Regions from separate parts of the Homo sapiens genome. Here region 2 is linked to region 1. The links are chromatin contacts, found by Hi-C or POLR2A ChIA-PET in ENCODE. All regions are on one chromosome and are shown on one strand. Each heading gives the region's core, a stretch centred on a gene start or an enhancer-like site at or near the end of the contact. The rest is flanking DNA. Distances are from core to core; before and after follow the strand shown. Region 1 overlaps LOC105371912 (a long non-coding RNA gene). Region 2 holds the start of PGS1 (phosphatidylglycerophosphate synthase 1).

Evidence for each region. Hi-C counts contacts between places; a loop is a spot of excess contacts on that map. ChIA-PET counts read pairs that join two places held with the same protein, here RNA polymerase II (POLR2A). Pooled maps may share reads with other maps.
Region 2: a map of B cell shows a loop between it and region 1 (8-fold over the local background). The contact joins the promoter of PGS1 here to the enhancer-like site in region 1. A Hi-C loop is called at or near these places in 16 of 168 maps with a recorded cell type or tissue (B cell, CD14-positive monocyte, CD4-positive, alpha-beta memory T cell and 12 more), 19 of 37 single-sample maps with no recorded cell type and 21 of 50 pooled maps. POLR2A ChIA-PET finds 5 or more read pairs at or near these places in 30 of 52 experiments (A549, AG04449, AG04450 and 23 more).

Annotation. Positions count from the first base shown.
Region 1 is chr17:78,332,093-78,339,379 of GRCh38, forward strand. All of the region lies in intron 1 of LOC105371912 (a long non-coding RNA gene), which reads left to right. Among named protein-coding and RNA genes, the nearest start is that of SOCS3, 24 kb to the right of the region's middle. RefSeq lists a silencer at 6,891-7,000. Within about 2 kb of position 5,544, at least 8 of the 41 ENCODE cell types and tissues checked have a DNase peak (open chromatin) inside an H3K27ac peak, as active enhancers do; they include B cell, CD14-positive monocyte, PC-3 and 1 more, where a contact is called at or near this core.
Region 2 is chr17:78,376,497-78,383,986 of GRCh38, forward strand. It overlaps PGS1 (phosphatidylglycerophosphate synthase 1), which reads left to right and starts at 2,153. Exons shown (of 10, transcript NM_024419.5): 1 at 2,153-2,312. The coding sequence starts at 2,170. RefSeq lists an enhancer at 2,042-3,003 and a silencer at 2,199-2,438.

The DNA of each region.
Region 1 (7,287 bases), core at 4,294-6,793:
CACTGCAACCTCCGCCTGCGAGGCTCAAGTGATCCTCATCTTGACTCTCTCATCTTGGCCTCAGCAGCCTAAGGAGGGACCGCAGATGCTGGGATTACCGCACCCGGCCCTCTTTCTCTCTTTCGAGTTCCCTTTCTGCTCCCCCTTGGCCTTCCCTCGATCCCCTTCCTCCTCTGTGTTGTCATCAGGCTGCTGTTACGAGTCCAATGTGGTCCCCCTCCTGTGTGCCAGTGCTGGGTCCACCCCTACTGACGGCACCTGCAGGACGAGGGTCACCACTTTGCTGGGTCACTTCCCATTTCCTCTGTGCTTCCAATGAGCTGGTGGGGATCCTGGGGTTGTCCCATCCAGCGTCCCTAGTGGTACCTCCCGAAGTCTGGTGTTTTTGAGTGGACGGCCCCGGGGGTTCAGAGTGACTCTTCCTCACCTGGTCTGTGTGATGAGGCAGTGAACACCCCAGGGGAGAGGCTCTTTGGAGGCTGGAAAAGATGCCCCTCTGAGAATCCGGTACTTGGAGGGCTCTTGGTGAATGATGTTTTTCTTTTCCGTCACTGTACTGAGTTGAAATCGGCCTCCTGGAAAGTTATTTCCCTGTGTTCTTTGATCTGGGTGAGGGAAGCCATCTCCCTGACTAGCTGACAGTCACTTGATCGTCAACTAGCTGGTGAACCTCGTCATAGCTTCTCTCTCTCCTGTAAATAACCTGGGTTCCATCAGCTGCTCCCACGGCTCTGAGCCTCAGACCCCTTTCCCTGCCTTTCTGTCCTCCTCGAAGGCCCCCCAGTCCTGAGACATCTGGGTAACCTGATTGCTGGACTCGATTTTCAATCCTGTTCAATTTCATCTGAGTCGTTCAACCTGTGGGTCTAGCCTATCATCCTTCTGGGGGTTACTCTCCAGTGTTATCTGCAAATCCAATCACATCATGGTCTTCATTCAAGTCATTGATAAAAACGTTAACTAGGACATGGTCTAGGTCACAGCCCTGTGGCACATCTCTGGAGACTTACTTCTAGATGAGCACTGGTTTACTTATCAACGGCCTTTTGTTTTGTTTTTAGTGAATCTTTCTACCTGCCACCGCCGCATTAAACTGTTTTCTAGGCTACTTTGTTTCCTGTCTTGTGTAAGGCTATCACAGGAAGTTGAATGTTCTGTGAAATCAAGGTATTCTATACCCATAGCATTTCCATGATCTGAAAATCTTGTCAAAGGAAAAAGGAGTTACTTAGGCCAGAGGTGCAAATAGGGTTTTGTTTTGTTTTTACCTTTGAAAAAATGATGATTTGTATATTCCTGCATTTGTTTTATGAAAATACCAAAATACAGATAAAGGAAAAAAGAATCTGAAAGCATTCTAAAACCCTCTATGCAGAGATAAGCACTTCAAACATTTTGGTATGTATTTCTGGAAGTTTCTTTTTTTTTTTTTTTTTTTTTTGAGATGGAGTTTCGCTCTTTCGCCCAGGCTGGAGTGAAGTGGCGCAATCTCGGCTCACTGCAACCTCTGCCCCCCGGGTTCAAGCGATTCTCCTGCCTCAGCCTCCCGAGTACCTGGGACTACAGGTGTGTGCCATACACCTGGCTAATTTTTGTATTTTTAGTAGAGATGAGGTTTCATAATGTTGGCCAGGTTGGTCTCAAACTCCTGACCTCAGGTGATCCACCTGCCTCGGCCACCCAGAGTGCTAGGAGTGAGCCACTGCAGACTGCCATTTCTGGAAATTTCTAAAAGCATCTCGAACTACATATACCAAAAACTCATAAAAATGCAATCAGTCTCTAAATACTCTTTTGTTATCTGCTTTTCTCATTTACTCATATTTCATGACTATCTTCACATGTGATTGAATATATATATGTACAGCTACATAAACTGTTTCTATTAGCTGGGTGGTATTGCATTATGTGGACATATCCTATTCAACAGATCCCATATTACTGGATTCCATTTTTTTGTCTTTATAAGCATTGTTATATATGCCTGTTATGAACATGTCTGGCTCCTTCCCTGAAATACGTTCAGATGCTATAGTCAGCCTTTTTCTAACTATTCAAGACCTATTTCTCCCTTGAATCCCTGTAGCTTTTTTTTTTTATCTGTGCTTTTTTGGTAAGCATATTTTCCACTACAATAATTATGTCCTGTCGCTGGCCAGGTGCAGTAGCACGCCTGTAATCCCATCACTTTGGGAGGCTGAGGCGGGCAGATCACGAGGTCAGGAGATCAAGACCATCCTGGCTAACAGGGCGAAACCCCATCTCTACTAAAAAAAAATACAAAAAAATTAGCCGGGCATGGTGGCAGGCGCCACCAGTAGCTCCCAGCTACTCGGGAGGCTGAGGCAAGAGAATGGCGTCAACCTGGGAGGAGGAGCTTGCAGTGAGCCGAGATCATGCTACTGCACTCCAGCCTGGGTGACAGAGCGAGACTCCGTCTCAAAAAAAATAAATAAATGAAATAAATAAAATAAAATTAATTATGTCCTGTCATCTCCCTGCTTGTAGCTACTAAGATCCCTTAGGAAAGATCCCATCCTGATTTAAGATTGCATCCCTAATACCTATAACACAATAACTTGCACTTACGGACATGCCATAGATATTTGTTGACTAAGGGCAAGAATATATGAATTTGTTTAGTGATTCACTGCAGTGTTTTGTGGGTGAGTAACATAGTCGTGAGTTTCTAGTTTCCCCAGTCTAGTTTCTGGCCCACAGTGGCCTTGTTTGTCATCTTTCTGTCCCTCTCCTCATCTCAGGCCAAGGGTGAAAGCCAGCAAGAGTCCGGGGCTGGCATCTACCCAGACAGCGTCTCACTCTGCTGCCCAGCCCACTTTCAAGTCAATGTGGAGCTTCCCAGCTCGCCCTCCCCATCCTGGATTTCAGATCCCTCCTACCCTCACCCTACTTTCTCTCGGAGTTTGACAGGGGAGCAGGTAGAACCTGGGGCAGATCTGCATTCCCCTGGGAGATGCTTCAAGCAGTGGCAGGGTCTTAGCCTCTGAGCTGCTCCCTGGTAGGAAGGAAGCAACTGCCCCTGGTCTGTGTTGGGAGATGGACAGAGCTTTAGGATGGACAGGCGTTGGGGATGCACCAGTACACATAGGCGCTCAATAACGGTGGTCTTTATTCTCTTTCCTCTTCTGTCATCTGACACGATTCGGTCTTCTCAGCTAAGGACTGGGTCTGTCCTTCGCTCGTCCTTGTAGCCGTGACTACAACCTTCCAAGCCATTTTTGTTTTCTTAGAGGTTTTATTGGGAGCTGAGGGTTAATAGCACCCCAGCCCCTCCCATCAGGCTCAAGGGGCTCTTTTGCCTTCACTTGTGGTTGAGAGTCCTCCCTCCCTCCTGCCCTCTTCTCTGTCCTTTTGAAATATGAGCTCAGCTCCCTAGAAGGTATCAGTGCTTTATTTTGTACCCCTACCAACTTTCTTTCTCTTTTTTTTTTTTTCGAGACGGAGTTTCACTGTTGTCGCCCAGGCTAGAATGCAATGGCGTGATCTCGGCTCACTGCAGCCTCCACCTCCTGGGTTCAAGCAATTCTCCTGCCTCAGCCTCCCGAGTAGCTGGGATTACAGGCGTGCACCACCATACCCAGCTAATTTTTTCTATTTTTAGTAGAGACGGGGTTTCTCCAGGTTGCTCAGGCTGGTGTCGAACTCCTGACCTCAGGTGATCCACCCGCCTGGGCCTCCCAAAGTGCTGGGATTACAGGCATGAGCCACCATGCCTGGCCTCTTTCTCATAGAAATCTTTTGTGATTGAATTGTCTGAATTGTGGATTTTTTTTGGTCTACCTTACCATTTTCCTTTTTAGAACCTACAGCTTTCTTTTTTTGGCCAGCATTTCTTTTTGGAGAAATTTCCCCTAAAGTATAGGGTACCTATGTGATAATTTCCAGTATCTCTTCCTGAGCTATTATAAACTCACAGGGAATCATCCTGTATGAAGAGTGACCCCACAATGAAATTCCTTTCCTGGGGTTCAAACAATAGACTTAAAAAAAAATTTAAGACACAGGGTCTTAGGTCGGGCATGGTGGCTCACGCCTGTAATCCCAGCTACTAGGGAGGCTGAGGCAGGAGAACCACTTGATGGAGGTTGCAGTGAGTAGAGATGAAGCCACTGCACTCCAGCCTGGGTGACAAAGCCAGACCCCATCTGGCCAGACCGCCATCGGGAGATGGAGGTTGTAGTGAGCCGAGATCCTGCCACTGCACTCCAGCCTGGGCTACAGAGCCAGATCCCATCCCGCCCCACCCCCCCAAAAAAAGAGAGAGAAAGACAGAGAGACAGGGTCTGGCTCTGTCACCCAGGCTACAGTGGATTGACTTGATCGTAGCTCACTCACTGCAGCCTTGAAGTCCTGGGCTCAAGTGATCCTCCTGCCTCGGCCTCCTGAGTACCTGGAACTACAGGCACCAGCCGGTGTGCCCTGCTCAAGCAGTAGACTTTCCCTTGGAATAAAGACCATTATAATCCCCTCCACCAACTCTCGCAAAGCCATAGTTTGCCAGAGCCATTACTGAACTTTTTGACAAGGCAATCAGCTCAAATGCACCCAAACAGGTTCGGGATTCCTGAACTCAGCCCAGGCTTCATTGATGATACCTAACACGCCTGACTCTATAAGCGGCTGACTTTTAAAATAATAACTTTTTTTTTTTTCTTTTTGAGATGGAGTCTCACTCTGTTGCTCAGGCTGGAGCGTAATGGCATGATCTCAGGCTCACTGCAACCTCCTCCTCTTGGGTTCAAGTGATTCTCCTGCTTCAGCCTCCCAAATAGCTGGGATTACAGGCGCCCACCACTATGCACAGCTAATCTTTTGTATAAAATAATGACTTTTAAAATAATCCAATACAATAAGATCTATTAAGCACCTAGTACATAACTATGAACCAGGGATTGGGGAGAGAAAGGAGGAAGGAGATTTGATCTCACCCTCGAAGGGTTTAGAATCTCTCCACTAAGATTTTTAGGAGTTAGAGTTGGAAACTTCACAATCTAAAGTGAAGAAAGACGAACAGGGTAAAACTCAAGACAGTTTTTGTAAAAAGAAATGTAAAACTGTTTGCCTTCCTGTTTCTTCGTCAGGGATAAGTAATTTCCAGTCATCCCATCCATTAAACAAATATGTATTAAGAAAGAAAAACAGTCCAGGAGCCTACTGCGGGCACAACCGGGGTGCACAGAACCCATCTCGGGAGGCTGGCTCTGCCCCTTGAGAAAGTTCAAGATGAAGGGGATGCCAAGGCCAGAGGCAAATGTCCAGCCCTCACTAGCGGGGATCACCTCGAGTTCCACGCGAGGGGCTCAGGGTTGGGTAATCGAGAGTGGAAAGCTCTGGAAAAACCCTAATACCCCTGTTGCAACATTCTAGGAAAATGGTCTGTCTATTGAATAAGAGTGAGTCACCATGGGAAAGTTGGGGCGGTCAACACTACCCCGCACTGCTCATCCCCATTCTTTGGCTCCTAGTGATGCTCCGGTCACCCTCTGGGGGCCATGGGGAGGAGGCAGTGACGCCGTGATCCGGAATTTCAACGAGACATATGCAAATGGCCCAATGGGCTGTGAAGGAAGTTCAGAGACAGGAGGATGAGGCAGCTCAGTGTTTCTAACCCACAAAGCAGAAGTGAGAATGGGTGAGAATTCCCAGTCACCTTCCCCTTCTCCTTTCCCTTCTCACTCTACCCCAACCCTACTCCCTGTGTGGGCCCTCTGCCCCTTCCCTGTTCAGAAATGAGATCACTGGGTGGGTGCAGTGGCTCATGCCTGTAATCCCAGCACTTCAGAAGGCCGAAGCCGGAGGATCACTTAAGGCCAGGAGTTCAAGACCAGCCTGGGCAACATAGTGAGACCCCCGTCTCTGCAAAAAAATTAAAATCAGCCAGGCGTGGTAGTGCACACCTGTGGTTCTAGCTACTTGAGAGGCTGAGGTTGGGGGATCACTTGAACTCAGGAGGTTGAGACTGCAGTGAGCTATGATCACACCATTGCACTCCAGCCTGGGTGACAAAGTGAGACCCTGTCTCTTTTTTGCTTGAGATGGAGTCTTGCTCTGTCGCCCAGGCTGGAGTGCAGTGGCTCAATCTTGGCTCACTGCAACTTCCGCCTCCCGGGTTCAAGCAATTCTCCTGCCTCAGATCTCCCCAGTGGCTGGGACTACAGATGCAAGCCACCACGCCTGGCTAATTTTTGTAATTTTAGTAGAGATGGGGTTTCACCATGTTGGCCAGGCTGGTCTTGAACAGGTGATCCACCTGCCTCAGCCTCCCAAATTCCTGGGATTACAAGCATGAGCCACCATGTCCAGCTGACCCTGTCTCTTAAAAAAGAAATTGAGATCTCTGACTTTTACCCAATTACCCAAGTCTGTCAAAGTACCCATCTGTAAAAGAAACCAGCCTTGTAAGGTTCCTTTCAACTCCAGAATTGAGGAGTGGGTTTGGGGGCAGTCAGAGGGGGGTGCTGGTGAGCAGGTGACAGGAGAAGGAAGAATCTCCAGTTGAGCCCCCACTATGTGTCAGGCCAGGAACCCAGGGACCTCACCAGAGCCCTCTGTAGAGGTCAGCATCCTCGTTTTACAGATGACACAATGACAGCCTAGTCGGAGGATGATGACACCAGGATCTGACCCAGTCTTCCCAGGCTCCCCCCCCCAACTGGAAGCCCCCCAAGATTGAGCAGACATATTCTTTCAGGAAACACCACCACTCTGGTTTATTTCAGCTGCAGGTCTGATCTCCATAACAGAAGCACACCTGAAAAATACTGCCTTAGCCGCTGAATTTTGATAGAGCAATTCTATATTCCTGGTAACTTCCTCTGTAATTAATCGTCAATTGATTACTCCGTCACTTACATGTGAGTGTGAAGGCGCTGGCTTCTTTGTCAGGAAGTGAACTCTCTATTGACGAATGAGTCAAAGCACTGGGCGGCTGTTACTTATTCATGAAGGAGGGCATTGGCGCGTTTAGGTTTCCCCTCACCTGTCCAGCACGCCCTGAAAGATTGTAGTACAGAGTCCTGGGGAGAAAGTGGTTTCCTGCCTCTCCCTGGGCTCATATTTGAATGGTACTTTCTTTCTCTCTCTCTCAGCAGACTAGGCTCCTCTCAGCAGATTTCCATCCCAAGTTTGGGTAGCTCTTGCCAAACCTTTTAACCCGTATTCTACAGCAATAATCCAAGTTATAAATAAAACTATTCAATTCAGCTATCTAGTTAATTAAAGAATTAGTAGCCACTTGTGGATAATATTTATTTTTCTGGGCAGTGA
Region 2 (7,490 bases), core at 903-3,402, 41 kb after region 1:
TTCAGTGTGTCCATATCTTTTTTTTTTGAGACTGAGTTTCGCTCTTGTTGCCCAGGCTGGAGTGCAATGGCGCGATCTCGACTCACTGCAACCTCCGCCTCCCGGGTTCAAGCGATTCTCCTGCCTCAGCCTTCCTGAGTAGCTAGGATTACAGGCATGTGCCACCATGCCCGTCTAATTTTGTATTTTTAGTAGAGACAGGGTTTCTCCATGTTGGTGAGGCTGGTCTCGAACTCCCGACCTCAGATGATCCGCCCGCCTCGGCCTCCCAAAGTGCTGGGATTACAGGTGTGAGCCACTGCGCCCGGCCCACGTGTCCATATCATTTTAACCTCACAACACGGCAGACTATGATTATGTCCTACAGCTTTTCCAGTTTCCAGGTCCCAGCCTATGTGGGTCAGCCAGGGAGCTGCATATTACAGATCAGAGATCACCTCTCCTGCCTTTCAGAATGCCACAAAGTTTTCCATTTTAAAATTAGCTGCAAAAAGTGTTCTTGGGCCGGGCGCGGTGGCTCACGCCTGTAATCCCAGCACTTTGGAAGGCCGAGTTGGGTGGATCACTTGAGGTCAGGAGTTTGAGACCAGCCTGGCCAACACGGTGAAACCCTGTCTCTACTAAAAATACAAAAATTAGCCAGGCGTGGTGGCGCACGCCTGTAATCCCAGCTATTCCGGAGGCTGAGACAGGAAAATCTCTTGATCCCAGGAGGCAGAGGTTGCAGTGAGCCAAGATTGCGCCATTGCACTCCAGCCTGGGTGACAAGAGTGAAACCCTGCCTCAAAAAAAAAAAAAAAAAAAAAGTGTTCTTGGTGTATGAGGATGTGCTCCGTCAGCTTTTTGGGCATAGAACTGTGTGTTGCCAGGGGCCAGTGATATCTGTGTACTTGGGCATATCAGGAGGGTGGAAGACTGTTCATCTCACACAGATTTGCTTAGGCTGTTCTGTGCCATGGAGCTGCAGCCTCTGGGGCTAACAGGGTGAAAAATGATTCCTCTCTCAGTCTGGTGGGGATTTTCCGTGGTTCTGTGCACCTTAGTGAGTCAGCGTTAACCAGGTTACAAGACTTTGTACAAGAACAGACTTTGTTCAAGTTTAACACCTTAGGGGTGTTGTACAAGTCTAAAGAACACCCTATCAATTAGAGCCTCAAACAGTAATTCCCTCACTTATCAGTGAGAAGTCCTTTTTTTTTTTTTTTTTTTTTTTTTTTGACGGAGTTTTGCTCTTGTTGCCCAGGCTGGAGTACAGTGGTTCGATCTTGGCTCACTGCAACCTCCACCTCCTGGGTTCAAGCGATTATCCTGCCTCAGCCTCCTGAGTAGTTTGGGATTACAGGCATGGGCCACTGCGCCCAGCTAATTTTTTGCATTTTTAGTAGAGACGGGGTTTCATCAGGTTGGCCAGGCTGGTCTCGAACTCCTGACTTCAGGTGATCCACCCGCCTCTGCCTCCCAGAGTGCAGGGATTACAGGCGTGAGCCACTGCGCCGGCCGAGGAGTCAATCTTGACAGCCAGTGGTCAGGCTCGGTGGCTCATGTCTGTAATGGCAACACTTTGGGAGGCTGAGGCTGGATGATCTCTTGAGCCCAGGAGCTCGAGACCGGCCTGGGCAACGTAGTGAGACCCCCATCTCGACAAAAAAGTAAAGAATTAGCCGGGCATGGTGGCACACGCACTTTGGTGGTCCCAGCACTTTGGGAGTGGTCCCAGCACTTTGAGAGGATCCCCTGAGGCCGGGAGGTCGAGGCTGCAATGCGCCAAGATCGCGCCACTGCACTCCAGCCTGGGACACAGACCGAGACTCTGTCTCAAAACAAACAAACAAAAGCTTTTTTGACAGCTGGTGAGTTGGAGCCAAGCGTGACGGTGCTAGAGCCCCTGCGCCGCATCCTTTCCTCCGCGACCTGTGACGAGTGACTGCAGGAATGCAGGCCACCTGGCGCCCTTACGGATTTAACGGGCCGGCTTCCGACCCCCTCCTGCGGCGCGACCACTGTTCCTCGCCTGTGTCCCCCAGAGGGGAAACTGAGGCTTGGGGGCGGTGCAGCGCCGCCCTCCCCGAGCCAGGGGTTCCGCGCCTGCGCGCCTGAGCCGTGTCCGCGCTCGCCTTTGTCAATAAAGTTCGCGCCCGCCGGGAGCGGAAGCGGAAGCGGCGAGTCTCCATGGCGGTGGCGGCGGCAGCTGCGGCGGGACCCGTGTTCTGGAGGCGACTGCTGGGCCTCCTGCCTGGCCGCCCAGGGCTGGCCGCGCTCCTGGGACGCCTGTCCGACCGCCTCGGCAGGAACCGGGACCGCCAGCGCAGGAGGTGAGAGGGGCGGCCGGGATGAGAGTGCAGCCCTCGCGGCTGCAGCCCGGCCCCCCGGCGCTCAAACTCCCGGCCCCAGCGTCCTGGGCATCCGCAGCGAGTCCCTCCCCGGTTTCCGGGCCCATTTCTGCCTCCCGGGGCTCGGCGCCTGACCTATGTGCTTCTTCACTGGCCTTCTTGAGGGAGGGTGGGCGGCTCGTGCTCCATTATCGGCCGGGTCCAGCCGGCGGGCCTCCTGCGCAGCCCGGCCAGTCCTTGCTCCCCGTCTACACCGTGCTTGTTGGCGAGCCCCGGCCACCGTGCACTTACACGTTAAAAGAGGGACTGTGTGTGCGTTCAGGGAGCTTCGGTCAAGCTCCAGAGGCTGTTTATATCATGGTTTCGGCCCCAGGATGTGAGTGTCGGAGAGTTCAGAGGGGTCTTTTCCTTAGGTAAGCCTGGCTGTGAGTGAATCACCGTTGCTGGGATTTTGTGTATAGAGCGTTTCTCACATCCTGCCAGAAAAAGCTGTGAAGCAATCCTTAGTAACACTCAGGCATGGGAAGAGGAGCCACTCGAAACACTTTTTACACATTTCAAAGGGCCTGTGTTCTGGAAAAGTACTGAAGTTATGTAAATGATGAAGTAGGCTTTGGAGCAATTTGTTCAGGCAGTGGTCTTTTAAAATAAACATTTGCCAAGAACATGCTGACCTGAGGCTTGCTAATATTAAAAAAAAGGGGATAAATAATTCTTGGCCGGGTGTGGTGGCTCACGCCTGTAATTCCAGCACTTTGGGAGGCCGAGGCAGGTGGATCACCTGAGGTCAGGAGTTTAAGACCAGCCTGACCAACATGGTGAAACCGTCTCTACTAAAAATACAAAATTAGCTGGGCATGGTGGTGCATGGCTGTAATCCCAGCTACTTGGGAGGCTGACCCTGAGGCAGGAGAATCGCTTGAACCCAGGAGGTGGAGTTTGCAGTGAGCCAAGATTGCCTCATTGCACTCCAGCCTAGGCAACAAGAGCAAAACTCTGTTTCAAAAAAAAAAAATTCTCTTGTGTGCAAATAGTTTTCTTTTCTTTTCTTTTTTTTTTGAGACGGAGTTTCACTCGTTGCCCAGACTGGAGTGCAATGGCGCAATCTTGGCTCACCTCAATCTCCACCTTCCAGGTTCAAGCGATTCTCCTGCCTCAGCCTCCCGAGTAGCTGGGATTACAGACATAAGCCACCACACCCGGCTAATTTTGTATTTTTAGTAGAGACAGGGTTTTTCCATGTTGGTCAGGCTGGTCTCTAACTCCCAGCCTCAGTTGATCCACCTGCCTCGGCCTCCCAAAGTGCTGGGATTACAGGCGTGAGCCACCGTGCCCGGCTGCAAATAGGTTTCTTAATTGAGTCTTACACTTGATCTTTAAAAAAAAAAATCTTAGAACTGCTTCCTTTAGTTGAGGTTGCATTGTGTTAGATTTTCTATCTGTACGTGTACTCCTCGGGTGAGATTTGACCTCCTGGGGTCAGACATCTAGTACAGAGATCTGGGGTCCAGTCATGTGTACTGATTCTAGGTACAGAAAAGAGCTTGCTTCATGGTGATCTATGGTGGAAGATTTTCATCGAAAACTCAAGTTTGATTTAGGGGAATTTTTAGGTGATAGAATCAGGGCAGGATGGCGCTCTTGGAAACCTGCTAGGTTTCACGTTGGTGAACCCAGCAGGACTGGGGCTGTAAAAGAAATGGCCTCTGCATTTTTTGCATTTTCATTTTTTCAGTGTTTAACAAAAGACCTGCTCATCTCTGGGTGACGAAGTCAGATGACTTCTACGTCCTGGCATCAAACCACTGAGATTTGGTTTACAGTTTCAAAAAAATGTTCTACCCTTGAAGACAAGATTTAGGTGACTTTGTCATTTCCCTCTATATGTTTAAACTATATGAAAAACACTTCATTATAAATCATTGTTCAACATTGGAATTGATTACTAAAGGATGTTGGGGCAGTTGACACAAATATTTTAAAAAAGAAATCTCTCATGAGTGTGCTTTTTTTCTTTTTCTTTTTCTTTTTTTTTTTGAGACAGAGTCTTGTTCTGTCACTCAGGCTGGAGTGCAGTGGTCTGATCTCGGCTCAGTGCAACCTCTACCTCGTGGGTTCAAGTGATTCTCCTGCCTCAGCCTCCAGAGTAGCTGGGTCTACAGACACATGCCACCACGTCCGGCTAATTTTTGTATCTTTAGTAGAGACAGGGTTTCACCATGTTGGCCAGGCTGGCCTCGATCTCCTGACCTTGTAACCTGCCCACCTCGGCCTCCCACAGTGCTGGGATTACAGGTGTGAGCCACTGCGCCCAGCCACTTTTTTGTTTTTTGGTGGTGGGAGGGGCAGTGTGGCAGTGGAGATAGTCTAAATTGACTTTCTAATCTCTTTTTTTTGTAAATTGTGTGAGTGGATGCAGTTTGTGTGCCTTCATCCTTCATTAAGCTGAGAGAGATGATTGTTTCTCTGGGACAACAGTTCAACCAGCAACTCAGTTTCTTGGGCATTAAGACAGAAGTTTTTGCTTTGTAATCCTCGGAAATAATGCCTATGGTAGGACTGAGGATAAATGCTTTGACCGGTATTGAGTGGTAGTGTAGGTTTCTGAGCCTTTCTTTGCCTTATTCGGTTTGCAGTTCTTTTCTGATTCGTTGTGGCCTTGGTGTTCGAGTTATTCATGTTTGTTGTGGCTGCTTACCCTTTATTAGCTGCTGACTTTGCTTTCTTCTCCATTATTCAGTTGCACCTCCCAATTTCTCATTCCCCGAATGATGTGGTTTCTTGTAACTCGCTGATCATTGATTCATTGATAATAGTTCTGTGCAGTCATGAGCTTGAATTATTTTAGGTTTTAGCTTGTCGATCTGAGTCAGCTGTTGGAGGGCCAGTGAACCCTCGTGAGGGGACGTTCCTTTTACTGCCGCGGTTTCCTTTCAGGCATAGAGACAGCCAGAGAGACAGAGAACTCTACTTAAAATTACTTCTGTTAATGATTTAGAAGCACTGTCATTTCCTCTTAAGCTAGCATCTGACTCATTATCATTAGGAACTGCTGGATCCGTTAATTTATTCATCATGTGTGTATTGAGCACTGCTGTGCTGTGCTAGGTACTCAGGAAGCAAAGATAAAGACACAGCCCCACCTCCAAGACGCTCAGACCCATAAACAATTACAAGAAGTAGGTAGAAGGTCATGGCAGTACCTTGGAGAGGTCATGGAAGGCTTCCTGGTGCAGTGGCTCAGAGCTGTTTTGAAGGAGGGGTCGGAGTAGTTAGGCTCGGTGAAGAAGAGGGGGAGTGGATGTTCAAGAAGTGATAGTGACATGGACTGCAGCGAAAGGCAATTCTGAGGTCCCACCAATACTGAAACCATTTCCAGGAGCTGACTAGGGGTACCGAGTAGGGGATGGAGGGAGGGAAGAAGAGGAGCTAGGAGCAAGCCAGTCTGGGCCAGAGACCCAGGAAGACAAGTTCTGAGATTCCATGTATGATTTCTTTTGATTCTGGTTCAGCCTGAGATGGTGGGGGCTTTTATATGAAGTCGGGGCAGTGGGAGCAGAAAAGAGGGCTGAGTGAGAATCAGTCTTGATGGGGCACATGGATGTTGGTACATTTCACGAAAACGGAGTAAAGAAGAGGCTCAGGTTTTGGGGATGATGGTAAAGTGCATTTGGGTTATGTTAATCAGTATCCAGGTTCCTCTAGGTGATGTGTTCAGTGTCCAGTTGACTGTGGCAGAACTGGAGCTCAGGAGAGGGAGACAGATGCTTCAGATAGGGTTTTTTTGAGTCATCCGGCTACACAGAATGGTTTTTTTTTTTTTTTTTTTTTTTTGAGATGGAGTCCCACTCTGTCGCCCAGGCTGGAGTGCAATGGCACGATCTCGGCTCACTGCAAGCTCCGCCTCCCGGGTTCAAGCGATTCTCCTGCCTCAGCCTCCGGAGTAGCTGGGAATACAGGTGCCCGCCACCACCCCCGGCTAATTTTTTTTTGTAATTTTAGTAGAGACGGGGTTTCACCATGTTAGCTAGGATGGTCTCGATCTCCTGACCTCGTGATCCCCCCGCCTCGGCCTCCCAAAGTGCTGGGATTATAGGCGTGAGCCACCGTGCCCGGCCCACAGAATGGCCTTGTTACTTGGAGTAGATGAGACCAAGTGGGAAATGTATCATGAAGGCATTAGTTCCTAATCTTGAACTTGCCTACTATACAAGGAAATATTTATCTGTGGCTTACTTTTTTTCCTTTTTAAACTATTTTTAAGTTTTAGCTATACATGCAGAATCATCTTTATGTTTGAAACTTTTTCACAATTTGAGGAGCTTGTGAGTGTGTGTGTTGGATGGGTTAGGGGTTCTTAACTTCTCTGAGTTATAAGAGGGAAACAGGTGTCCAGCAGATTGTTTTCAATTAGATTTTCTTTCCTTTTTTTTTTTTTGAGACGGAGTTTCACTCTTGATGCCCAGGCTGAGGTGCCGCAACCTCTGCCTCCTGGCTTCAAGCGATTCTCCTGCCTCAGCCTCTCGAGTAGCTGGGATTACAGGCATGTGCCACCACGCCCATCTAATTTTGTATTTTTAGTAGAGACGCGGTTTCTCCATGTTGGTCAGGCTGGTTTTGAACTCCTGACCTCAGGTGGTCCGCCCACCTCAGCCTCCCAAAGTGCTGGGATTACAGGGGTGAGCCACCGTGCCCGGCCTAGACTTTCTTACATTGTAGTGGCAGGTCACTTGTTCAACGTGTAAGTAGTTTTTACTCTGAGGGACCACCAGATTTCCAGAAGTTACTTTTCTTTGAACTTTGTGATGGGATTCGGTCTTCCTTACTCTTCAGAGTTTAGTATAACCATCTCTTCGTTTGTTTATAGCAGTATAATGGCTGGGAAGGGGATATTTAGAATCAAAGCATAGTTTTGCCAAATAATTCAGATTTGATTTTGCAGTGAATTAAAAGATTTACAACGGACTGACTTTCTCAATTGTAGCTTTAAGTGAATATTAATGTGAGTATCCCTGAGCACGTTATAGTTGGTGATGAATTAGACTCAATCAGTTGTCTGCTGGTAGGCAAATAGAACCCAGCCTGGGATTAAAATGGTCTGAATGATAATCCCTTTGTAATAGCGTGATCTGATTTATGTAAACGGGTCGATTTTGAGGG